2 separate regions of the Homo sapiens genome follow, and region 2 is linked to region 1. Evidence: chromatin loops called from intact Hi-C (ENCODE). Cell type or tissue: CD4-positive, alpha-beta T cell. All regions are shown on one strand. Each heading gives the region's core, and the rest is flanking DNA. Links, peaks and the distances in the headings are about the cores only. Region 1 has its middle 13 kb from the start of SLC1A3-AS1. Region 2 has its middle 44 kb from the start of LINC02119.

Region 1 (12,645 bases), core at 1,771-9,770:
GGACGAAATAAAGCCTTGTTGGCTCCCCCTGAGGGACATGCCTGGCACAGCAGGCAGAGCGCACTTTTCAGTTTTCCTGTTTTCTCTAGAGTTCCTGGGAGCTCCCGGGAAGCAGCGGGGCGCGGGAGGAAGATTGTTTTATCTTCGGATGGGCGGGATGAGAATGGGCGCCAGGGATTCAGAACCAATCAGGGACAAACTTGAGACGGCGCAGCAGGGTGGAAAGTCCACGGTTGGACTTGATCCGGTTCCATATCCTACCTCTGCCTCTGATCAAGTGTGTGACTTTGGGCAAGTTGTTCCCAAGTTGCCCAAAGTCGTTCCACTTTTCTGAGCACCGTAGTCTCACACCTACCTCAAAAGATAGGGAAGAGGTCATACACCTATGTGGCATTGGCTACGTTACCGGGACCCTTCTAAACATATGATCCTCGCAGCAACTTTATAAAGAAGTACTTTTTAAATTGCCATTTCACTGGATCTGTTCTGGGTGATAGTTAGTCGTCATCAGAAATGTGATACTGTGGACGGAAGCATAAGGTTGTCCTCCCCTAGTAACAGTGATCTGTATCTCAGGAGGCTCCCTGTGGTGGGGAGTCTGGTGTCCAGAGCAGGGCTTGTGGGAGAGGGAGATGGAAGGGCTGAGTCCTAGAGATGTTAATGAATGTGCCCACGGTCACACAAGCTGATGAGTGGTAGGGCCAGGATTGGAAACAAAGTGGTCTAGTTCCAAAGTCCATGCTGTAAGCACAGCACTAAACTGCACGTTAAATGATAATGTGTATGTAAAGCACCTGAAGAATAGCAGGGAGGTTGGTGGTTTTTATTGTTTCCATTATTACAGACACATAAACATCAAACTAATCCGAACTAGCAAGGAAAGTGGCAGAGCTGTGAGGGTCCAGGTGATTAAGGAAAATCCATCAAAGGCAGCTGGACAGGAAATGAGAAATAGGAATGTGGATCTCAGCTCTAACTCCATCAATGTAGTCATGCCACCATGCAAGGTGTATCCGCAGCCTAGACGTGGTTAAAGATCCTAGAAAATCAATTAGGCCAAGCCACAGGGTGAGGATGGCTCAGCAAGAAGGGTATGAGTCTATGAGTCTACACCAGTCTCCTGTTACCAACCTGTTCTCTATCAGCTACTTAGTCCAAAAATTCTGAACTGTTAGTTTTTCTACTATTTCAAAAAATACATTTGTCTGCAGTGCTATTTGGGCTTCTTAAGAGTAAAATTCTTGGAATCAACTCAAAAACTGCAATCTAAAAACCACGGTGTGCACTAGAAACTGCCATTTATGCACACTTATGGGCTGGCACAGACACCTAAAATAATATATGGGAAGTGCTTCAGAATGAAAGCTCTGGGTAATGATATTTTAAAAGGATACCATACATGTTTTGATTGGAATGATAATCTTCCTGGGAGAATTTTGTCATGAATGTGTGACTTTTGCTCACAGTTTCATGTCCTTCTTGGTAAAGCTATTTTCAGAATAGCACAGGGACAGGGTAGAAAAGGATCAGCCCAGGAAACAGGTGAGAGTGGTACAGTTTCTGCCTATGAAGAATTGCCATGGAGGTGGAAGGCAGGTTTTTGGGTTCTACAGAGAGCTGCCTACTGATTTTTCACCAGGGCAATGCCCATTCATCAGGATAATCCAGGGCTAGCTGTGAATTTTTGCACATGGAATTAGCTTCCTATTGCTGCTGTAACAGATGACCACAAATCTGGTGGCTTAAAACAACCAAATTTATCATCTTACACTTCAGTATGGTAGAAATCTGACAAAAATATGTCTCGCTGGGTGGTAATGAATGTGTCAGGCTGCAGGACTGTGCCCCTTTCTGCAGGATCCAGGGGCAAATCCATTTCCTTTCTTCTCCAGCTTCCAGAGGCTTCCAGATTCTTCGGCTTATGGGCCCTTCCTCCATCTTTGAAGTCAGCAAGGCAGAGGCAGGCATTGCATCACTCCTGAGTCTCTCTTATGCTTCCCTCATCTTCTTTTAAGGACCCTTATGATTATGTTGGGCCCTCCCAGAGACTGCAGTATAACCTCCCTATTTTAAGGTCCTCTGATTAGCAAACTTAATTCCATCTGCAACCTAAATCCCCCTTTGCAATGTAATGTAATAGATTCACAGGCTCTGAGAATCAGGATGTGGACATCTTTGGGGGCCATTGTTCTGCCTGCCACACACCCCAAATGCTCTGGTAACAGGGATAGCCTTAATTCACAAACATATGCTCAGCACTTATTCTCTGAAAGGCACTTACTCTGTGAAAGGTACTATTAGAAGGGGCTTCTGGGTCATGCAGACCTGTGTGTGAATCCTAGCTCTGTCATTTACTAGTTATGTCATTTTAGGAGAGTTATTTAGCCTTTCCAACCTACAATCTCCTCATCTGTATAATGGAGATAATAATAGTACCTACCTTATTGAATTGTTGTTTGCATTAAATGAAATAATGCTGGAAAACACTTAACACAGTGCCTGGCATGTGATCAATATTCAATGAGTGTTTTGGTTATTATTAAGTATCACGGGTTTTGCATTGTGTCTGCCCTTGAGGAGCCTGGGGAGGAAGGCGTACTCACACACGTAGTTGCGGGGTAAGATGACACACAGAAATAGATATGAAAAAAATATAAGAAAAATATCACACTGAAGTGCTAAATGGGTAAGTGCTGTTGAGAGAAGTAGGAAAAGATATTTTTAACAATCAAGAAAGGTCAGGAATGGAGGAGGCACTATTGATGGGATGGGAACTAGAAGACAGGTTGAATTTAGAAAGGCAGAGGAGAAAATGTTGGGCACATGAGCATCTACGTGGCATATTACAAGGAGGCCGTAAATAAGAAGATTGACTTATTCTTTTGTGGAATGGAAGGTTTGTGTAGGGGTTTTGTTCATTCGTTTCCACTTTTCCCCAGAATGTTTAGGGGAAGAGTAGGCTGTCAGACTAGAAGGGACCAGACTGATAGAGGCCTAGAATACTAGGTTGTATTGTTAAAAGTTTTTCCAGTAATAATGGGGAGACATGGAAGGTTTTAGAGCAGAGGTAGTTTTAATAGCAGTGTTTAGAAAGATTACTCCAGGAGTAGTAGATGTAGATGAATTGGTGGTGAAAGAGCCTGGAGGCATGAGGCCTGTTAGGAGATATTTTCAGTGGTCTGGATAATAATGACCAGAGGAGATGTAGTAACCATCAGCCTGGGGAAAGGAGATGGATCAAGAGACACAAGAAAGCAAGAGCAAAGGGCCTTGGTGATATTTTAGATTTGCAGGGAGAGGGAAGGAATGAAAAATTCCTGGAAGGTTAGTGATGACAATAATAGAAATCAGAAATGAGTTCTATTTGCATTTTCCTGTATTTGTTTAAAATGTTGGCAGGACATACCGGTGGCGCGTGTCCAGTAGCCCATTGGAAACGTGGAACTGGAATACAAGGGAGCGGTCATAGTTGAATAATTAGGTTTGAAAGTCATCAGTGGAGAGGTGGCAGCTGTGACCCTTCATCTCTGCCCTGAAGCCTTCCATATGGTCAAACTCGTGTGAGTGCCTGCACTGGTGGCTTTCCAGCAGCGTCCCTCCTTTTTCATCCCATGTTTCCTGTCCCACTCCTTCTTATGGGCTGACTTGTGTCCCAAGTTGAAATTCTATCTCTCAGTATCTCAGAATATGACTGTATTTGGAGATGGGGCCTTTAAAGAGGTGTTAATAATTAAGGTTAAATAATTAAGCCCTAATCCAATATCACTGGTGTCCTTATAAGAAGAAGAAATTAGGACGAAGACACACACAGAGGAAAGGCCATATGAAGACACAGGGAGAACCTGGCCACCTGCAAGCCAAGGAGAGGGGCCTCAGAAGAGACCAACCCCATCTCAGGCTTCTAGCCTCTAGAATTGTGAGAGAGTAAGTTTCTGTTGTTTACACCGCCCAGTCTATGGTATTTGTTAGGCAGCCCTAGCGAGCTAACACACTTCTCCAGGGACCTGTGCCCTTGGATCACCACCCCGTTTGAGCTGAGGGCACTCCCTGCTGCCAGCTTATTCCATTGCTTACATTTTACCAGGTCTGTCTCCCAGCCCCTCATTATCTGGATCTGTTCTGGGTGGTAGTTAGTCGTCATCAGAAATGTGATACTGTGGACGGAAGCATAAGTTTATCCTCCCCCAGTAACAGTGCTCTGTATCTCAGGAGGCTCCCTGTGGTAGGGACTCTGGTGTCCAGAGCAGGGCTTGTGCGACAGGGAGGTGGTCAAAGATGCCTTTCTGAGCACCCGGCTCACAGCTGTTCGAGGACTGTTCTGCCACCTGTTCTTAAGACTGTCTCTGGCAGTGGATTCCTCCATGTGCCTCCCTCTGAAAGCATGCTCAGAACAGAAAGAAATGTGTTCCTCCTCATTAGCAACACAGAAAAAAAAATGAGATTTTATTGCACTTATAATTCATGCTTCTCTCTCTCTCTTTGCATTTAGTAATGATTCTGAATTTCAGTTGGGTCCTGTTTTTCAGGACATAAAATAAAGTGCCATGAAGACCAAGTCAGTGCTCAAAGTAGCCCTCACAAGAAACAAATAGAATGATGTGTTCTCACCACCACCCACAAAGAGCTTATCTATGAAAGGGTGGAATAGCTAGTGCTTGGAAATCCCCCATTAGCTCAACCGGTCAGATTCCAAGTCTTATCTTTTATAGACTTCTGTGACAGTGAGATATTCAGACAGGGTCCGTGAACTTGGTGACTTCTGTGTTCCTTAGGGCTGGCCTTTATGATGGATTGAGGCAGTTATTATCAGGAAGATGCTGATGAACTGTTCTCCATCTTCACAGGAGACAGAATGAGAGCAAGGGGGTGGAAGATGTGGCAAAAAGTCTTGTTAGAGCCTACTGGTAGGGGCCATTTTAGGATCTGACTAGGTTGTTCTCTAGCTCCCTCCTCTGGGAGCCTGCGGTACTACCCAGCGTTCCATTGTCAGTCCATTTACTATGCAGATTATTTTTTTACGTGCCTGTTCCTTCCAATAGACTGGGAACTCCCAAAGGAAGTTCTCTATTTTTGTCTCTATCTTGTCTCTATCTTAGTCTTTCTGCCTCAGCATCTAGCTCGCATCAGGTGAGTCCGCAGTGGATGGGGAATGAATTCATCTATGGGATAACTCACTGTCCCTTGAAAACTTTCTAGTATCCTGGAGATTGTGTGTATCAGAGAGAGAGAGAGAGAGGCTCATGAATAAACGACTCTTGGAAATGACTCTCTGATGGTTCTGTGCAAGATTTTCTTATTCTGGATATCGAAGAACTCTGTAAATACTGTAGTTGAATATCTATCATACGTCGATGATTTTGACATAATTATTGGCTGATTGACTAACAAAGGACTCGGAAACACAGGTAGTCACCAGAGGGAGAAGTGTGGCATCTTCTCTAGAGATTTTTAGGGCAAGAGTTATATTTCTGAGATGGGATGTGGACAAAATGCTAAATGCAAATTTTCCCTAGGACTTAAAGGGTGATTGGAACCATGCATGTAGGCTGAATGGATGAACGGACGGTAGAGCTGCCATTTATTGACTTCTGCTACGTCTCAGGGGCTTTGTACATGCTCATTTAATTCTCACATACGTACTTCTCGAGATGAATATTGTTTTACACCATTTTACAGATGGGGAAACTGAGGTGTAGAGAGGTTTATTTATTCTTTTAGTCAACCATATTCATTAAGTTTGTGCTATATGCTAGCCCAGCCTATATGCTAGGCTCTGGGGATACAAAAGTGGCAAGACACATGTAGTCTTTGGCCACGTGGAGCTTACAATCTAGCAGGAAAGAGAAACATAAAAGAGGTAAGAGCGATAGTTTAATAGGGTGCTGTTAAAAGTTGTCCTCTTCCCATTAGGAGCACACAGTATAGTGATACACTGAGCAGCAGACAGGCTATTACAATGCGCTTGTTTATAAGTGCACATCACAGCTACATTGCAATGTAGCTTTACAATGTAGGGTTATAAATGTTCCCTAAGAGTAAGTATTTGGTGCTATAAGAGCACAGAGGAGACAGGCAGGGAGGCTCCTTGGAGGAAGTGACATTCACTGAGACCTGAAAGGTGAGTAGGTTGGATCAGTTTAAAAAAAAAAAAAAAGGGGCAGGAAGTGTTCCAGGCAGAAGGAACAGAATGAGCAAGGTCCAGAGGTGAGAACTAGAATGGTCCCTGGAATATAGATATGGGACGAGAAATGAGGCTGAAGAGGTAAGCAGGTGCCTGAACCTATGGATTATAAAAAGCTTAGTTCAGAGGATGTTTAGACTGGGTGCAGTGACTCATGCCTGTAATCACAGCACTTTGGGAGGCTGAGGCACAAGGATCACTTGAGCCCAGGAGTTTGAGACTAGCCTGGACAACATGGTGAAACGCCATCTCTCCAAAAAAAAAAAAAAAGAAAGAAAGAAAGAAAAAATTAGCTGGGTGCGGTGGCACATGCCTGTGGTCCCAGCTACTTGGGAGGATGAAGTTGGCAGGATGGCTTGAACCCAGGGGATTGAGGCTGCAGTGAGCTGTGTTTGTGTGACTGTACTCCAGCCTGGGTGACAGAGTGAGACCCTGTCTCAAAAAAATAAATAAGATAAAATAAAATAAAATAAAAAGCGTAGACTTGATCTCAAGGCAACCAGGAAGAGGATGAAGGTAGTGGTGAACAAAGTAGAAGGAGGTTAAATGACTTTTGCAAGGTCTCATAGCCAGAAAGTGGCACACCTGGCATTTGATCCGAGGTTCAGTCTAACACTAAAGCTCATCCCATGGCCACTGGCCTATGCTACCAGGAACCATCCTAAGATGTGGAGAAGGAGAGGTGGAGGCTTACTGGCCTACTCACTTTTTCTGCCAATTCCTCCTGGACTTACTGTTTTCTATTGCCCTGGGCCTCCAGCAGCACTAGAAGAGAGCGTGTCCGCAGCCTCTTCTTCCTGGGTGGGAGATGCTGATGCCAAAGAGCAGTTTGTGACAGCACTCCTGCCTCCCGGCCACTCCCGCACCCTTTACCTGGGACTGACATTTCTGTTCACTGTAGATCTGTGCCAAGAAACTGCCTGGCTGCCTCCAAGTGGTGGGGGAGCTGCTGGCTCCACCTGGATCTGGGGGCCTTCTATCGCCTTCCGGGAACAGGAAGCAGGTTCCCATCTGGTAAGAGGAACAGGTGTTGGGTAGGGAAGAGAAGAGGCTCGCGTTCTCTTCCCTGCCATTTGTGTTCTTGCCGGGTGGATTCGAGGTGCATATGCTTGTGTTTTGTTTTGCATTGTTTTCCCGTATACCTCCTCAGCGCAGGGCTGCCATCGTGCCAATGTTTAACTCAATCTATATGCCGTTATTTCATAGTTTGGAACCCCAAAATGTTAAAACTCTTTCATAGTAAACAAAACATTTTCAATAATTGCTCAAGAGAATTTGGAAAAATAAGCTTGTTCGTTCCATCTTTCTATTTTCAGTAGGATGGTTGTCTTTGTTCATATTTTTCTTTTCATATAATATAGTGGCTAAGGGTGCAGTCTCTCCCAGACTTCTGGAGTTCATATGCTGACTGTAGCACTTTCTAGCTGGGTGACACTGGGCATATTACTTAACATTTCTGTGCCTCTGTCTCCTTAATTGTGAGAAAGAGATGATAACAGTATCTATTTAATAATCATAGGATAAGTATAAGGATTAAATGAGTTGATAGAGGTAATGCCTGTAGAATGACGGCTGGCACTTAGTAGGTGCTTCATAAGTGGCAGGCTACTGCTAGTATTCATGATTTAGCATGGGTAATTTTTAATTTTTATTTTTTGAATTCTAGCTGTCAGTCCAAGTGGACTTTTAGAAAATGTTTTGAAGTGAGCAGCGGTGCTGCCCTTCAGCCTCAGCACTCCGTCCATGTGAAGTCCATCTCCATACAAGGAGATGAGTATGGTGGAGAGGGCTCCCCTGAGGATCAACGGAGGAAGATCCAATTCTGCTTTGTTCAAGTTTTTGGGGGTGTTCAGAAATATTTGCAAAGGACAGAATAATATCCTGTATGTTAGCATGTGTTATATCAATCATCTCCAACAACCTTTTGGGGCAGCGTAGTAGCCCACAGCCGCCTCATAAATTATTTTTTTAAATGCAGATAATGTATATCACATGAGCAAAAGTTCCAATTTTTGCCAAGTCACAGGTTAGTGTACCTTTGGTGAGTGCTTCTACTGCTATGTGGCTGGCTTTCTTCTGCAACCAAGTGAACGCCTATTGTTTTGAAGTAAGTTTTCTTTTCATGGTCAGTTCATTCTATAGCTCTGAACATGTAGGTGACTTTTATTTTCTTCTGAAACAGCTTTAACCAGAAGGTGCATGCACCAGTGTAAGGAGAAGGCTGCTTTTTGATTCTCCTAGACAGAGGCTGTGATAGCAAGGTCTGGACAGTCTGCGCTGCCTGGGAATGTGCAGGTGACTATGGAGACAGCGTGGAGGGACAAGAATGGGCATATGGTCCTCATTGGCACAGCATAACAAAGTAATTAAAAATGTCTTAAAATGCAGAAACCCCCCAAACTGTAAAGTATATCATGGTAGATGTCAAATTAGCATTTTCTGTCTCTTTTTAACAATGCCATAATCTCATTAATCTACAGAAGGAACTAAATGCATGGACTCCAACCAGTTGGCTGGACATATGTTGCACATTGGACTGGCCATTTGGCTGGATCAGATTAAAGTGGAGAAATTGCATATTTTTTGGGCACTGAACATAAATCTGGGCCTGCTTATTACTTTTTGAGCTTCCTTTTTGGAGTGATAGATCTGTAAGTGCCAAAAATTCAGCACCAACTTGAGTTAAAAAAAAAAAAAAAGCTTATAAAGAAGCTCCATGGAGAAAAGGGACAAAGGATTGGAGATGGAGACCACATGTAAGGCTGGCTTCAGACCGCTGAGCTATATTTACTAGCAGCATTCACAAGGTCACATGTTTGAATTGTCAAATCTGCAGGATTGGCTCACTTACGGGCAAGGTGGATCCATTGATTAAATATTTTATTTTGAATGATATCATATACTATTAAACCTTTTAGCACAGTGCTATCTCTTAAAATTCTTTTCTTTGCAAATGTAAAAATTAAAAATCTTTCCAATTTTTTGAAAGCAAAATGAAGGTATATTGTTTGAATGAATGCACACACTAATGTTTCCTGATTATTTGGTATGTGCTTAGAGCATTGTCCTAAACATTGGAGGAAAGCGAATTTGAATGTGACCCTGTAAGGTGCTTGTGGTTAGGGCAAGTTCACTACCAGCTCTAATACTGGCTAGAGGATGACATCTTTAGAAATGTGCAGAGTGCAAAGGGGGTTCAGAGAGGACCAGGTCATCTTTGTGTGTGTGTTTGGTGAGAGGAATGGGTGAAGTGAGGTGAGGAAAACCTTCATGAAGAAGGTAGCATTTGAAAAGATGAGGGTAGAATACTCACAGGCAGAGATGGAAACAGGAGGGTGATTTGACATCTCTGGACTCAAGGGGGAAAGATAGGAAGTCACAGGGAGACATGTGAAGGAGACACTGGAGGATGAGTTTGCAAAGGCGGAGGTTGGGTACCATTTGGTGGACAGGAGTCAATGGCAGATCAAGGAGTATGAAGGGCTGTAGGAGCTACTGAAGGCTTCTAAGCAGAGGAATGACAAAAACCGGACCTGTGCTTTCAGGCAGATGATAAGGCATGGTGTAATGTATGAAATGGGCTGGCGAGAACATCAGTTAGGAGACGATGATGGTAGACCTGGCAAGAGAGGATGAAGTCCTCATCTAAGGACAGGCTGTGAAAAACAGGGGTTGTACAGCCAGAGGGACTTTGGAAACAGAAGCCACAGGACCTGGTCACTGAGGATCAGGATCAGAGGAGCTAAAAAATGATAATTGTAAATAATAATAATCATTACGCATTTGTAGACAGGCCAGTTACCATAAAGTTATCTGATTGATAGAATGCTCAATAAACAAATTTTGCTCTATCAAAGATGCCTTTTTAAAGGCAAAGTCTTTTAGTCCTTTGAACTAAGGTAAACTATGTCAGGAGCAGAATGGGTATGGGCGAGATGGGGACCAGGGCTAATGTTCTGTTTTAAGTTGTCCAACACTGCACCCCAGAGGTTAGTCACTCCTGTTAGCTCGTTAGATGTGGAAACCTGACATGAGGACCAGAAGCTGGAACTATCTCTCGGACTTAATAACGCTGCACCCATTTTTCCATGACAAGCCTTAATGTGCTCACAAGGTCTTAGCACCAATTTACATCATCAGTTTTCCAAGAACTTCTGCCAAGGTGGTAGATGGGATGAAGAAATGTGTTTGTAAGAATTCTAAGTACTGCAGTTCCAATAGCCCAGCAATATCTCTATATAGAATTGAAAAATTAAAGGATGCTGCTGGTGGGTGTGTGCTCAAGGTGGTGGAGGAAGGGGGGCTTCCCGGTAGATAGGGTGCTCTTTTGATCTATGCCCTAAATCCAGGGTTCAAGTACCAGCAAGTCTGTCTTAGGGAAGATAGCCATTTGATTTCATCAATTCTTCTTTTCGTGGCAGTAGCATTTTCTAAATGGAAATGAGACCTCAGAGACTCTTGGCCTAGAAATGATGAATTAGAAATCTTTCTATGAAGACTTCTCTGCATTTAACTAAATAGCAATCTTTGGGGATTTAGCAGTATTTGGAGTAATAAACCCATTGCACAGAACAGTTAAATATTAATATGTGGACCTTAGCTTACATTTGTTATAATCATAATGAGATTCTAGTGATATAAGAAAACATTCAGAAATAATTAATTTGGAAGTAATATTTGCTAGCATTTTCTTTTCTTGACATTGTGACTCTGAGGCAGGCAAATATGAATTAAAATGTGTTTCCTGAGTTCAAGTGAAGGTATTAAATTAACACAAACCTTTTGGTTCTTTCTATTGGGGGAGAGACTGCTGAGGAGAAAGAGCCCTTTTTTTTTTGAGACAGAGTCTCGTTGTCTTGCCCAGGCTGGAGTGCAGTGGCATGAACACGACTCACTACAGCCTCCAACTCCTGGGCTCAAGTGATCCTCCCAACCCAGCCTTCCAAATAGCTGGGACTACATGCATGTGCCACCACACCAGGCTAATTTAAAAATGGTTTTTGTAGAGATGAGGTCTCAGTATGTTGCCCAGGCTGGTCTTGAACTCCTGGCCTCAAGCCACCCTCCCATCTTGGCTTCCCAAAGCACTGGGATTACAGGCATGAACCACCGCGCCCAGCCTGAAACAACTTTTAAATTGTGCTCTATATAGAAGAAGTTACGTTGTTAGCAGAGTATGCTTCTGGTGCCCTGTCACTGCCTGCCTTGTTCATCCAGGTGTGGCTACCTGCTGGGTCCTTGACTCATGACTAATGACTATGTTGGAAGTACTCAACAAAGCAGTGAGATTTGTTCCCAGTCCTGTTGAGTCTTTTAGAGATTTCCCCAGGAACTCCCTGATTCTTTGGGGACAAAAACAGCGTATGGAGAGTAGAGGAATTACAACACATTATACATACCTTGGAACTTAACTTCACACTACCCGGTTCACACAGATCTGACCACTTCCTTGCAGGGAGAAATCTCCATTAATTATAGGGTAGTGAAGGGGTGTGTGTGTGTGTGTGTGTGTGTGTGTGTGTGTGTGTGGTGTGTAACTAGTATATTTTCATGAAAAGTGATACAATTCCATTTCATGTTTTTTGGGTTTAATTGATTACAATAAACAATGGAGAGGCCTGGTGCAGTGGCTCATGCCTGTAATCCCAGCACTTTGGGAGGCCGAGGTGGGAGGATCACCTGAGGTCAGGAGTTTGAGATCAGCATGGCCAAAATGGCAAAACCCCGTCTCTACTAAAAATACAAAAAAATTAGCCAGACATGGTGGTGTGCACCTGTAATCCCAGCTACTCGGGAAGCTGAGGCAGGAGAATCACTTGAATCCAGGAGGTGGAGGTTGCAGTGAGCTGAGATCGAGCCACTGCACTCCAGCCAGTGACAGTGTGAGACTCTGTTTTAAAAATAAACAAACAATGGAAATGTATCTTTTTTGATGCTGTGTTGAAGCTGTGGCTGTCTTCTTTAAAGGTCCTGCCTCTTTCCTGTAACAGGAGTATCATTTATTTAGTGACAGCTTGGAAAACTTTAATACCTGTGGGATATATATATATATTTTTAAAGAACTGCCTTCATACATTCCCTCCCTATTAAAAGAAGAGAAACTTATGAACTCCTTTTGTAGATGAAGAAGTCTAATTAACTGAGGCATTATATTAGCTCATGACCATGGGGTCATGGTGACATAAGTGGCAGAAAGAACCCAGCCTGGGTGCTCTAGAGTGAGATTCAGATCTGGGTGCTGGCTTTGTGCCTTTCCTGCTGGAGTCACCTTTGGGCAGGTCTTCCAGGCCCCTGAGCCTCAGTTGGCTTGTATGTAAAATAGAGATACAATAGATAAGAAAGGCATGTAGAGACTTAGAACAGTGTCTGGTACCTAGTTAATGCTCAGTAAATATTAGTAGTCATTAACATCGTTATTATCAGTAACTGAAGTCTGCTCCAAGTGCCCATGCTTGGATGGAATC
Region 2 (12,645 bases), core at 2,328-10,327, 1.5 Mb before region 1:
ATCTGCATGGGTACATTCCTCCTTCCCCCACTTCCCAGAAACGTTTGCTTTCTTTCTTTTTTTTTTTTTTTTTAATATTTTGGTAGAGCCCTCCAGCCATTTTCTTTGGGTCCTTCCTGCCATGAAATATCTTTCTTCACAAGTGAGGATTCTTCTAACTGTTAAATATTGATTTTAACTATATGCCTAGGGACTGGTGAAACAACCAGGTATGATGGGGATCTCATGAAGCCATATTTGAAGTGGATTTGGGCAAAACGTCACTAATCTCATGGTCTCCATAAGCCCCTTCTCCAATCTCTAACAATTTGTTAGTTTAGAGTCAATGTCAAAATAATCTTTCCCTGGTACTCAGTTACCATGGTAAGTGGTCTTCAGTTATCTTTGGAAAACTAGGAGGAAGGACCGATTCTTGTCCTTGAGGTATTATGGCAGTCCTACCTTGGTGTTCCAACTTCTTTATGTACTGCCCAGGGCCCTATCTGTCGTCACTTTCTGCCATAGTGGCTTAGCTTCCATCAGACACATGGTCACATAATCTGGAAGTTATGTGTTTATTTAATATCTCATGGGATGAAGTTACTGATAATTTTCAAATTAGGCATCAGGGCCTGAAAGTGAAGTTTCCCATTTAGTTCTTCAGTTTAGTTTATCAAAATACTTTAAAGTAGGAGATTTTTGTTTTACCACCAGGTTTCCAACAGGACAGACTTTTCCATACTGGTCAGTGTACGGGGACACTTGACTCCAATACAGTATTTTATTTACTACTCTGCTAACAGGAGGGTCATCCATTCTAAACTACCTTTGGATTCCTTTTTCATCAATAGTGAAGAAACCTCTAAGACTGTGGCCTGAGTTCTCCAGATACATCACCATAGCACTTTAAGATCTGATGGATAAAATCTGAAAGAAATGAAATTTTCCCCGGGCTCCAGTCCTCTTTGTTTGCGAGGGGTGGGACTTCATACTAAATGGGTAAACTGTGAATCAGCAAGGCATGGATCACTTCAGTGTTTAGTGGTCTAAGTTCTCAATTTTGTCACTAAAATTGATTATTTTAGTTGGACACATACATGTAAAATCAAGGAAAAAATAGACATTTTCCACATTACCCATTTAAATTGAGCACTTTAAGTTCTCCATTGATCACAGCTGCTCCTCCTCAGTAATTTGAATTTTGGTTTTGCTGAAGTGCAGGTAGGGTCAAGTATGAACTGATGCCTCTCAGTGTTTAATCATCTGCCCATGTGAAAGTGGCACTGCTATCCACAGTCCTCAAGCCTCTCATTTCCTCATGGAGGTCAGAGATTGAGAGGGTGGTGGCTGCTTTAGTGTTCTTCTTTCTTGGCCATGAGTTTATACTACACAAATTTTGGCAAATCCACAGCCTCTCACCCTGAGAGTTCTTTTTAGCTATGCAAATCCAGTAGGAACTTGATGAATTACTCATATACCCATGGACCTTCAGGATCGCTTAGCTTCTGCCAAAGATCCTTGATAGCTAAATTATTCGCATTACCGAGTCAACTCTGCTGCCTACCACAGTAAATACACCCCCATTGTCTCTGCTGGATAAGTGCTTCTCCTCTGCCCCCATCACTTCCCAACCAGCTCCCCAACCCCACTGGAAACAGAGAACCTGTTTCAACTGTAGCACCTTCTGCTAGCATACCCAGCCTACCCCAAACAGCCACGAAAGCACTGTTCAAAGATGGCAGGTCTCCTCTCCAGTGTTATTGCCAAAGGCCTTAGCAAAGGCCTTTTTGGGTCCTCTCCAGAAACTCAGAGGGATAGGTCCTGGTCAAACAGGCTACATTCACTCCAGCATTCCCATCTCTCAAGATTTTTTGACTTCTTTTTCTACTTAATGTTAAGAAATTGATCTCATAATATCACTTAGTGGCTTCAATCTATTCACCAAGCCAACAACTGAGATCACTTTCAAATGCTGGAACTAAAGTCACTGGTAGGTGCACCTGTACTGGTAAGTCCGGTCCAGGCTAAAATCATGCCCTTCCCTCTTTGGCCAGGCAACCTGGGAAAACATTCTTTTTTTTTTGAGACAGAGTCTTACTCTGTTGCCCAGGCTGGAGTGCAGTGGCGACGAGATCTCAGTTCACTGCAGCCTCCACCTCTCAGGCTCAAGCGATTCTCGTGCCTCAGCTTCTGAAGTAACTGGGATTGCAGGGGTGCGCCACCACACCTGGGTAGTTTTTATATTTTTAGTAGAGACAAGGTTTCATCATTTTAGCCAGGCTGGTCTTGACTCCCGGCCTGAAGTGATCTGCCTGCCTCGGCCTTCCAAAGTGCTGGGATTACAGGCATGAGCCACTGCACCCGGCCTGAGAACACATTCTTATGTGACTCCCTAGATTGTTGCAGATAAAATGAGAAAAGTACCACAATTTTCTGTTTTGTTTCAGTACATAAGCATTTATCAACATTCATCTTTATAAGTGAACCCCAAGGGCATTGCTAGTCCTGGGACAGAGGAACTTCACCATCTTTTGTTTGTTTTTCTAACCCTGACTATACCTCTGTAAATATTCTCTTCACTGAAGTCTCTCGAGTTAAATACTCTGCGTGTGTCTTCTGATACTGTGTCACTTTCCCAAAACTCAGAATCTTGAGTAGAGTTTTTGACTGGCTGAGCCCGGTTTATTTGCTTACATGCTGGTATCCACCGAGTAAAGAGAAGGACTGTGAGTTTCTGCCTTTCACCAAGACTCACTCATGGAGATTTCTCTGAAACAGAAAAGATGTCCCACAAGGATCGGTAGTTTTTAAAAAGACAAATGTCCATTATACTGGGATTGACAAGTAATTCTACTTGGACAGAAAGGAGGATATACATAGGGGCAGTGGAAGGAAATTGGGCTACAAAAGCAAATGAGAACTTTATTAATTCAGAAGGGCTTAAATGCCAGCCAAAGAAAGATATCTCATGAGATGGGAAATGGGCTGCCACTAACAGTCTTGAGTAGAAAAATGACATGTAATCTGTGCTTAAGCAAGATCCATCAGGTACAAGAGTGACAATAAATCACAGGAAGGAGAGAATGTTACTTTCTCCATTGAATTGTAAGCCTCACAGGGGCAGGGCCTTGTGGACTTGTTTAATGTTTCTCTTCCTGGTGACTAGCCCAGTGCCTGGCAAGTAGTGGATATGCAATCAGTGCTTGTGATGGAGAGCAAAGAGGCAAGGATGAATTAGGAGGCTACTCAAAGTTAGCCCCCGTGAGAAATAATGAAGCCTGAATGAGAGGGTAGAAAAATAACATATATTTAACATTCACCCTATACCAGGCATTTAATCTATATTATCTGATTGATCTCACAATTACTTTTACGAGGTACATATTTGTTTCAATTTTACAGATGAGGCTCGAATAAATTAAGGGAAAAAGTCCACATTCAGATATGCAATAAATAATGGAGCTGGGATTTGAACCCATGTCTGGCTCTGAAACTCCCCCTTGTCCAGGACATCATGCCAGGAGGGAGTCAGGACAGGGGGAGGTCAAGAAGGCACAGAGGTAGGAGAGAATCGCAGCTGGCCAGGTCCATTTGGTGGGACAGAGCATGAGGCAAAGTGGAGGAGTTTGGGGCTTTGAGCTGGAATCCCAAGGAGAATTGTGATGACGTTAAAAGAAATAAAGCATTCAAGGGGACTTTCAGGGATGGGATGCTTGGGTCAGATCTGGACATGCTGCTTGCGGGTCCTGGGGGGACATCTAGATGGAGCTACCCATCAGGCAGTTGGAAACGCCAATCCAGATCCCAGGACAGAGGCAGCAGTAAGGAAGCAGACTTGCAAGTGCCCCATGTTGAGGCGATTATTTGAAGCAGTGAGCATAGATGAGAAAAAGTTAGCCAAGGTCGTGATATAAATGTACCTGGTCCAAGCATGGTATGCAGGATATCTGAATATGCACAGATCCTAAGGTATGTCCTGAAAGTAGGTCCGCTTTACTGAATCTTCTGATCAGCAGTTTTCTTGAGGTTTTCACATTTACTTAAGTAGAGTGTGTTGGCAGGGGGTGAAAAATACACACAAGAGCCCTGATCAATGAAAGTTTTGCTGTGGGTGTGACCTATGTCCTGTAACTTGCTCAAACTTCTCAGAGAGGGAAACTTTAAATATCCAAGTTAAGAACTACGAATGCTGACAATTCTCTGTCTGGGAGCTGAAGATCCAACCTTTAGAGGCCATGACTCCTCAGGTCACGTACCTGTTACAAGGGGCTTGATATGGTTTGGCTCTGTGTCCCCACCCAAATCTCATCTCAAATTGTAATCCAAGGAGGGACCCAGTAGGAGGTGATTGGATCATGGGGGAGGTTTCCTCCACGGTGTTCTTGTGATCATGAGTGAGTTCTCATGAGATTTGTTTAAAAGTAGCACTTCCCTATTTGCTCTCTTGCCCTATCCTGCCACCAGGTAAGACGTGCCTTGCTTCCCCTTCACCTCCAGCCATGATTGTAAATTTCCTCTCTCTGTCTCCCTCTCCTGCCGCCAAGTAAGATGTGACTTGCTTCCCCTTCACCTCCTGCCATGATTGTAAGTTTCCTGAGGCCTTCCCAACCATGTGGAACTCTGAGTCAATTAAACCTCTTTCCTTTATAAATTACCCAATCTCAGGTGTTCTTTATAGCAGTGTGAGAACTAATACTTGGCTTCAGCTGGTTAATCCCCAGGGACAGTTTTCAGGATTAGATTTTCGTGGCAGTGTTTCCTCTCCCTTCTACTCCCCTCCCCATAAAGATTTAGTGGGCAGGACTGACTTGTCTGAAGGGGTCCTCTTGGCTGGGGGCCTTCGAAGAAGCCAGATTGTCCCCTTAAGAGTAGTCACTACTATAAGCCCAAAAATCTTGGGTCCCTGTAATGTGCTATGTGCTATGTCTCCGGCTGACTTGCACTGCAGCCTAGTCAGAGATGGCCACCTTTGTCTTTCTACAGCAAATCAGAAAGGGACACAAAATTTCTATTTGAACATAGATAATTCAAAACAGCTGAACTTTTTTAAATGAAGAATCTTTTTGCATGCAACGTTCGATAGTGGAAGAATACCCTGATTAACTTAGGAAACTATTTTACCCTAACTTAGTTATGAACGACCAAAAATGTGCCTTTACATCTGTTTAGGATGACATTTTGGGCATCTAGTACTACATTACAATCTCCATGAGACAATAAACACATAGACTTGTTATTTGATAGTTGCATAATTGTGGTTTTCTTCTGCTTGTTCTCAGAGGTGGAGAGCTGCCTGTTTGCTTTTTATTCCTCTTTTTTTTTTTTCCAGGAGAAAAAAACAAATGTAAAACACACCAAACCAGAGGGAAAGAAATAGTCAATATGCCGCTGCTGCATGTAAGCTGCAAGTTTATTTGCCTGTTTACTCTCTTTGAAATACCTGTGAAGTGCTTTGCCGGCGGGTTCTCGTCCACATCCTCTGAGTGGCAATGCTCATTCACGACCAGCAGAGGGCAGGCACGACCTCCTAATACACCGGGAAGGCCATTTTGCCAGCACCAGGAATAAAGGCGCCCTTGCCATCTGTAACCTCAACCATCTCTCTCAACCACTGTAGACCTAATTGCCATGATAAAAACAGATCTGTATGAGCTTTGTAGTCACACGGTCTTGGTTAAATCGCAGCTCTGCCACGTATTAGCTGTGTGACCTTCAACAACCTACATAACCTCTCTGAGCGCGTTTCTTCCTCATTTCTAAAGTGGGACTATTAATAATACCTACTTCATAGGCTTCTTGTGAACATTTAATCAGTTAATATATGCAAGGCACTCAGAACAGAGCCTAGCACATGGTAACCTATTATATTTATTGTTATTACTAATAGTATTGCATTAAACTCTTTCATTCTCTCTCTCAGGACTCCAACTAAAGTGTCCAAGGAGAAGGGACACCACTCAAGAGGAAGGAAGAAAAAGGCTTTGGTGAGTCTCAGGCCACCCCAGGAATCTCTGGGTGATGGAGAAGGGAGCTACAGAGATGTCTCTGCTCCAGCAGAAGAACAGAAAGATGGTTCTAACCTGGGGTGAGAGACACCAAATGAGCTAAGCTTTCCTGTTTCATTCTTTCCCTAAAGGCAGTAAGACCTGAGCTTGGGCGGTGGGAAGGTCCGCAGACATCTGGTACAAGAAGGGCTCCAGGCAAGCAAAGAGCTGTTCCTCCCAGCTGCATTCAAGCATGGTGCAATTAGCTGCAGCCTGGGGGATCGTCACGAACCTGGCCACCTGGGCACCTCTCCTCAACATCTGGGTGAAGGACAAAGGGAAGGCACAAGCTCCGAAAAAGAGGCCTTGGAGGTTATTTTACAACAAGAGTGGCAGAGGCCAGGGAAGCATGTGGGTGTTCTAGCTGCTTTTAGCAAAGCCATTCATGTGGTAGCTAGAAGTGATGAGGCCCTGGCCGTGTGGTGGGCAGGCAGGGGCAGGGATCCATGGCAGAAAGAAGAGGGTACACTTTCCTGGAGATGTTTCCAAAACCCCTGGGTAGGGATCTTGAGGTGAGCTCTGGTAAGCGTCTTGAGGACAAGGACCACATCTTATCCAGCCTTGTAGAGTAGCAACTGTTCGGGTCATAGGCTGTGAATAAATATTCCAACTCTATCTCCTTCTGACACATGATAGGATGGCACTTCCCTGCTCACTGGAAGTCGATGTGGCCATGTGACTTTCTGTGGCTAATGAAAGGTAAGCAGAAGCTTTCAGAGCCAATGCAGACTCTACCATATTTTTTTCCTGAGCAGGCAGCTAAGGGCTCCTCCAGGAGCCTGTGTCCCTGTGTGACTCTGATGAGCAGAGTGCCCCCTAGGCTGACTTGTGGCTGACATGCAGCCATTGAAATGTCAGGTTACTGTTTGTTTGTTACAGCAGCAGACCCCAGCCTGTCCTGATTTAGACAGCAGCTCACCTTTGTGTAGCCCTCTGTCACATCCAGCATGGCTTTTTCACACTGCATCACCTCATCTGATCCTCTGGAAAGCATGTGAGGTAGGTCTGTTATCCCAATTTACCAGCTGAAACTGGATCCCTGAAAGCTTAAGTATCCAAGGTTCCAGAACAAAGTGACAGAGCTGGGAATCCAACCCAAGCCCCAGGACGCCAAATCCCATGCTGTTCCTCCCCCACCATCCTCCCTAGTGTGATGACACTCAACAAATGGGTACCGACTGAAATTGAAATGATAATACTGGCCCGCACAGCTGCAATCATCATCATCATAGCACTTTCACGAGGGCAATGCTTTTTCTTGGTGTCATGAACACATAATGTAGGATCGCCAGTTTTATAAAGAGCAAAGGTTAGTAAGAAGTGATGTCTACAGTGTCTTACATGAAAGTTAGACATCAGACATTGCCTAGGGAAGGCTCTTACTGGGACGAATGATCTAACATTTATTGTAGTGTTTTGTTTTTTTTTTTTTTTTTTTAGACAGGGTCTTGCTCTGTCACCAAGGCTGGAATGCAATGGCACAATCTCGGCTCACTGTGACCTGTGCCTCCCAGGTTCAAGCTATTCTCCTGCCTCAGCCTCCTGAGTAGCTGGGATCACAGGTGCATGCCACCACGCCCAGCTAATTTTTGTATTTTTAGTAGAGACAGGGTTTTGCCATGTTGGTCAGGCTGGCCTTGAACTCCTGGCCTCAAGTGATCTGCCTGCCTCAGCCTCCCAAAGTGCTAGGATTACAGGTGTGAGCCACTGCGCCAGGCCTATTGTAGTACTTTGAAAATCAGCTTCTGTAATTAACATTCTCCATGGCTCTGGCACTCTCCTCACACCACTCTGCTCCCCACAAAGTCCCTAACCACAGTTCCCCTGACTCTGAGCTCCTGCATTCTTTCTATCTAAACTCTCCGTCAGTCATAGTTACCTGTTCTAGGGCCTCAATCACTCAGGGCCCATTTTTTTTTTCTCCTGGGAAACCAGCAACCTACTCCAGCTAACTCATGCAAAGGCTGATGGTATGTTATTGCTGCGACTTGTCACACTTGTGTTTTAGCCTGGCTCTCTAGTCCAGCAGTGGGATTTCAGAGCAGCTCACAGGCTGCTAGGGGAGCTATCTCAGCACCGGCCGACTTTTGATTACACCTCAAATCACATCCTGTTGTTGGCAGCCAATTCTACTTAGCCTAAGACCGCTTTCTGCATCCATCCATCCTTCACTGCTGACTTTAAAGGGATCAAAAGAGCCCTGTGTATTTTTCTAATCTCCCTAATCCTCGTAACTATTCCTGTGAGGATGCAGGTATCATCACTACCATTTTTCAGATGAAACGAAGGCCCAGAAAGTTTTAGTGACAGACCCAAGGTCACCCCTGTGAGCCGGTGGCAGAGATGGGAATGGAACTCAGACCGGCTGGTCTCCCAGGCCATCAGTCTCCATTAGACCCTGCTGTCTCGCTGAATTCCCCCTGCAGTTTTAATTGAATATCATGTTCTTCTTCACTTCCTGCCCTAAACAGGGCAACAGCTGCCGCTCACCCTCCTGAGCCGGCTGGCGGTACTTCAGTGGTGGGTGAAGTTATGCTGGGGTGGAAAGCGGGTGAAGCGTTTCAGGATAAAAGGACCCATCAGATTGGAAGATATTCACGACGGTATAAAAGGGATGCCCTGACTTTCAAATGACATCGTGTTGGGGACCAGGCTAAGAGGGAAACTGCTTGGGAGGGTGAGTATGGGAGTTGGAAGGATGGGACACTGTGGAGGAGAAAAAAAGATGCGTGTGTAATTGGATGGAAACTTTCGGCAAAAAAATAAATAAAACCATGGAGCACTGTTATTGGTGAGAGGCCCAATATGCGACATGGCTGAACTGTCCTGGGTTCATGTTCTTTTCTTGAGAACAATGCTTAGGGTTTCAAGGGGATTAAAAGCAAGAGGACTAAGATTCGCTTTGCCCCATTCCATCTGCTGCACAGTTTCTACAGCAGCAGTTCTAAAGCTTTCGGGTGCAGCAGAAGGACCTGGGACACTCGGTAAAAGTATTGGTTTCTAGCCCTCTCCTGAGAGACTGTGGCTCAAGAGAGTTTGTAATTGTCTTGTAGGGCACACTTAGGGGAAGGCAATCAACGGTCATCCAGCTTCAAGAACTTGTGCCCCTGCCTCTCATATACATTTTGGAAAGGTCTTTTCCTTTGGGAATCAGAGGAGGAGGTCTGCAGGGGAGTGGCTTGTGTCTACAGCTGCTAAAAACAAACAAACAAAAAAAACCAATAACTCTACTCCGCAAATGTGAGGTTTGGGTAAGCATAGAGCAGCCTGCTGTCTTTGTCGTGGTCACCACCATCAAAGCATTTGCAGGAGCCTGTCTGCAGGTGGAGTGAGGCTCCTAATTACACTTCAGGGCACAAGAACCTGTGAGGAGAGGGGAATCTTGCCCTTGGAAATATGAGCGGTTTGGTCCAGGCCAGGAGGAAATTGAAAAACTTTCCAACCAAAACGTTTACTTCCCGAAGAGATAAAAAGAAGCTCAGGGTCATAAATCCGGGCCAACACCCAGGCCCCGGAGGTCAGACGGGAGGCCCAGAGGCGGATCAAGGCAAGGAATGCAAGGCGAGAGTCCCCGGCCAGTAGGGAGCCCCAAACACACAGATCCAGGGGCTCAACAGGCACCCAGCGGACAACCCTCAGAGGCCCAGGGCTCCGGGGGCTCAGGCCACTTGTCTGTGGCTAGGCAGCAGGGCCTTGGAGAAGCCTCCAGCCCAGACCCCCCTGTGCTAGCTGTCTGCCCTCTCTATGTGTTGCAGAGTTACATATTTTCTGGAACCCTCCTTAGACATGTTCACGGAAAAAAAAGCAAATAATCAGGGAAGATGGTATAAAGAACTGGCAGTCTCTGTTTTCTCAGCCAAGAACCTGAGCAGAACCAGGCCAGCTGACCAGGTGCCCAGCTTCAATTCCCAGAGGGGGGCTGTCTGCCCAGCTGTGCCCCGTGCCTGGCAAATGGGTGCCTAAGGAGGCAGCCATCGTTATTCTCAGGAACCTATGAAGGGCTCAGGATATCATGAATTATGACTGCCACAGCGAGGACTGAATGATGACTCAGGACACCTTTTGCTGTTAAGTTCCATTTGCGGGCGCTTCTCATTTTCAACAAGCAGAAATTCCTCCTCTGGGGACTGTTTCCCATGCTCCCACTCATCTCAAAGTCTCAGTTACCCCAAAGTTATGAAAATATGCAGAAAGGTGTCAGAGCCAGGGAAATGTGGTCAGAGTAGAACACAGGCTGGTGGGGAGGAGGGCATTTCCAAGGGCAAAATGTGGGCCCACTGGTATTAAAACTTCTCTATTTCCTACATTTTACTTTCTACAGCTAAAGTGTGAAGCAAATCATTGTCCTGTGACCTGAGGGGAGGGTGGAGAAGCTTTAAATGATTTAAACTTGAAACTTGTTCCCCTCCAAACAAAAATGGCATTGTAATGTTAGATAAGTTCTTTACCCTTTCTAGGTCTCAAATTTTTCTCCCCATAATGTAGCTTCCATTTCATCTGGTAAGCAAATCCTGAATTTTAACTGCCTCAGAAGGACCTTGAGCTCTGTGCTTGAAAGGCAGCAAAAGCCGAGTGCAATATTAATGTATAATTATTTACAATACAACCACAAACTCAATTTAAAAGCCAGTTGAAGTGTAAGGAGCAAACCACAAAGATACAGGTAAACATTTAAAGTGGAGACATCACGGTTCAACAAAGAATTGATTCTCTTCTAGAGCAATCATCTCTAAAGCCCATCTCACATTTCTGAAATGCTGTTACAAATAAAACAGAAATCAGGACAAGAGGAGGTGACAAGAGGCAGGAAAAATGCCAATGATCTGGATTTGGCCAACTTCCTGATGGTGGGCATGTCATCCCGTCACTCTGGCCCTTGCTTTCATCGTGTTTTTTGTCTAAATTGCAGCCAGAAAACACATAAGCTTACCCTCTTAACCATTTTCTAGTGTACAGTATTGTTAACTATATGCCATGCACATTGTTGTATAACAAACAGAGCTCTAGAAAGTTCATTCGGCATGACTGAAACCCTATACCCATTGAATAGCTCCTGGTTCCCTGTGTCCCCAGCCTCTGGCAACCACCATTTGACTTTCTGTTTCTATGAGTTTGATTACTTTAGACACTTTACAGAAGTGGAATCAGGCAATATTTGTCTTTTTTTGTGATTGGCTTATTTCATTTAACCTAATGTCTTTAAGGTATGAACCTTGTTGTAGCATGTACTAGGACTTCCTTCTTTTTAAAAGCTGAATGATATTCCATTTTGTGTATATGCCACATTTTCTTTATCTATTCATTCTACCGATGGCTTTTAGGTTGCTTCCACATCTTGGCAATTATGAAGAATGCTACAATGAATATGGGTGTGCAAATGTCTCTTCGAGATCCTGTTTTCAGTTCTTTTGTAAAAATTCTCAGAAGTGGGATTGCTGAATCATATGGCAATTCTATTTTTAATTTTTCAAGTAATCTCTATACTGTTTTCCATCATGCTGCACCATTTTACAATCCCACCAACAGTGTTTTGTCTTCAGGATTGCACTGCTGAAGCCTGTTTCTTCTCCTGTTACAATTGGAACAAGGGTTCCAATTACTCTACATCCTCATCAACATTTGTTTTCCTGTTTTTTTTTATGGTGGCCATCCTAATGGGGGTGAGGTAATATCTCACTCTGGTTTTGCTTTGCATTTTCCTAATGATTAGTGATGTTGAGCATCTGTGAATATGCTGTTGGTCATTTGTTTATTTTCTTTAGATAAATGTCTGCTGAAGTCCTTTGATCATTTTTTTAATTGAGTTATTTGGTTTTTGTTACTGAGTTGTAGGAGTTCTCTATGTATCCATCATTGAGTATGATGTTAGCTGTGGGGTTTTCATATATGACTTTATTATGTTGAAGTAGTTTTCTTCTATTACTAGTGTGTTGAATGTTTTTATCATGAAAGTTGTTAAATTTTGTGAAATGTTTTTTCTGGATTAACTGAGATAATCATGCCATTTTTGTCCTCTGTTCTTTTGATGTGGTGTATTATATTTATGAATTTTTTATGTTGAACTATCCTTGCATCCCACAGATAAATCCCACGTGATTATAAATGTATAATTCTTTAAATGTGCTATTGTATGCCATTCTCTAGTATTTTCTTGTGAGTTTTTACATCAATACCCATCAGAGATACTGGCCTGTAGTTTTTTTTCTGGTAGTATCCTTGTCTGGCTTTGGTATTAGGGTAATGCTGGCCTCATAACATCAGTTTGGAAGTGTTCCCTCTTCTTCAATATTTTGGACGAGTTTGACAAGGATTGGTGTTAATTCTTCTTTGAATGTTTGGTAGAATTCTCCCATGAAGCCATCTTGTTTTGGGCTTTTCTTTGTTGGGAGATTTTTGATTACTGACTCAATCTCCTTACTAATTATAGGTCTGTTCAGATTTTCTACTTCGTCATGATTGAGTCTGGGTAGGTTATAAGAATTTAACCTTATATAACCTGTTTCTAAGAATTTATCTGTTGTTTCTAGGTTATATAATTTGCTGGTATATAAGTGTTAATAATAGCCTTTATAATCCTTTGTGTTTCTGTGGCATCAGTTGTACCTCCTCTTTCCCGATTTTA

Evidence for each region. Hi-C counts contacts between places; a loop is a spot of excess contacts. Peaks named below come from ENCODE experiments on the same cell type or tissue, not always from the same donor. Only the 100,000 strongest peaks of a DNase experiment are listed, where the experiment ranks them.
Region 2: a loop joins it to region 1, with 21 times the contacts of the local background. A loop is called at or near these places in 5 of 110 quality-filtered maps.

Annotation. Positions count from the first base shown.
Region 1 is chr5:36,732,147-36,744,791 of GRCh38, reverse strand. No RefSeq gene overlaps it. Among named protein-coding and RNA genes, the nearest start is that of SLC1A3-AS1, 13 kb to the right of the region's middle. RefSeq lists a silencer at 1-74. In CD4-positive, alpha-beta T cell, for the core only: CTCF peaks have their summits at 4,771 and 4,970 (motif pointing left); a DNase peak (open chromatin) is centred at 4,941; H3K27me3 peaks cover 467 bases.
Region 2 is chr5:38,186,143-38,198,787 of GRCh38, reverse strand. It overlaps the pseudogene PRDX4P2. Among named protein-coding and RNA genes, the nearest start is that of LINC02119, 44 kb to the right of the region's middle. In CD4-positive, alpha-beta T cell, for the core only: CTCF peaks have their summits at 5,279 and 5,488 (motif pointing right); a DNase peak (open chromatin) is centred at 5,497; H3K27me3 peaks cover 522 bases.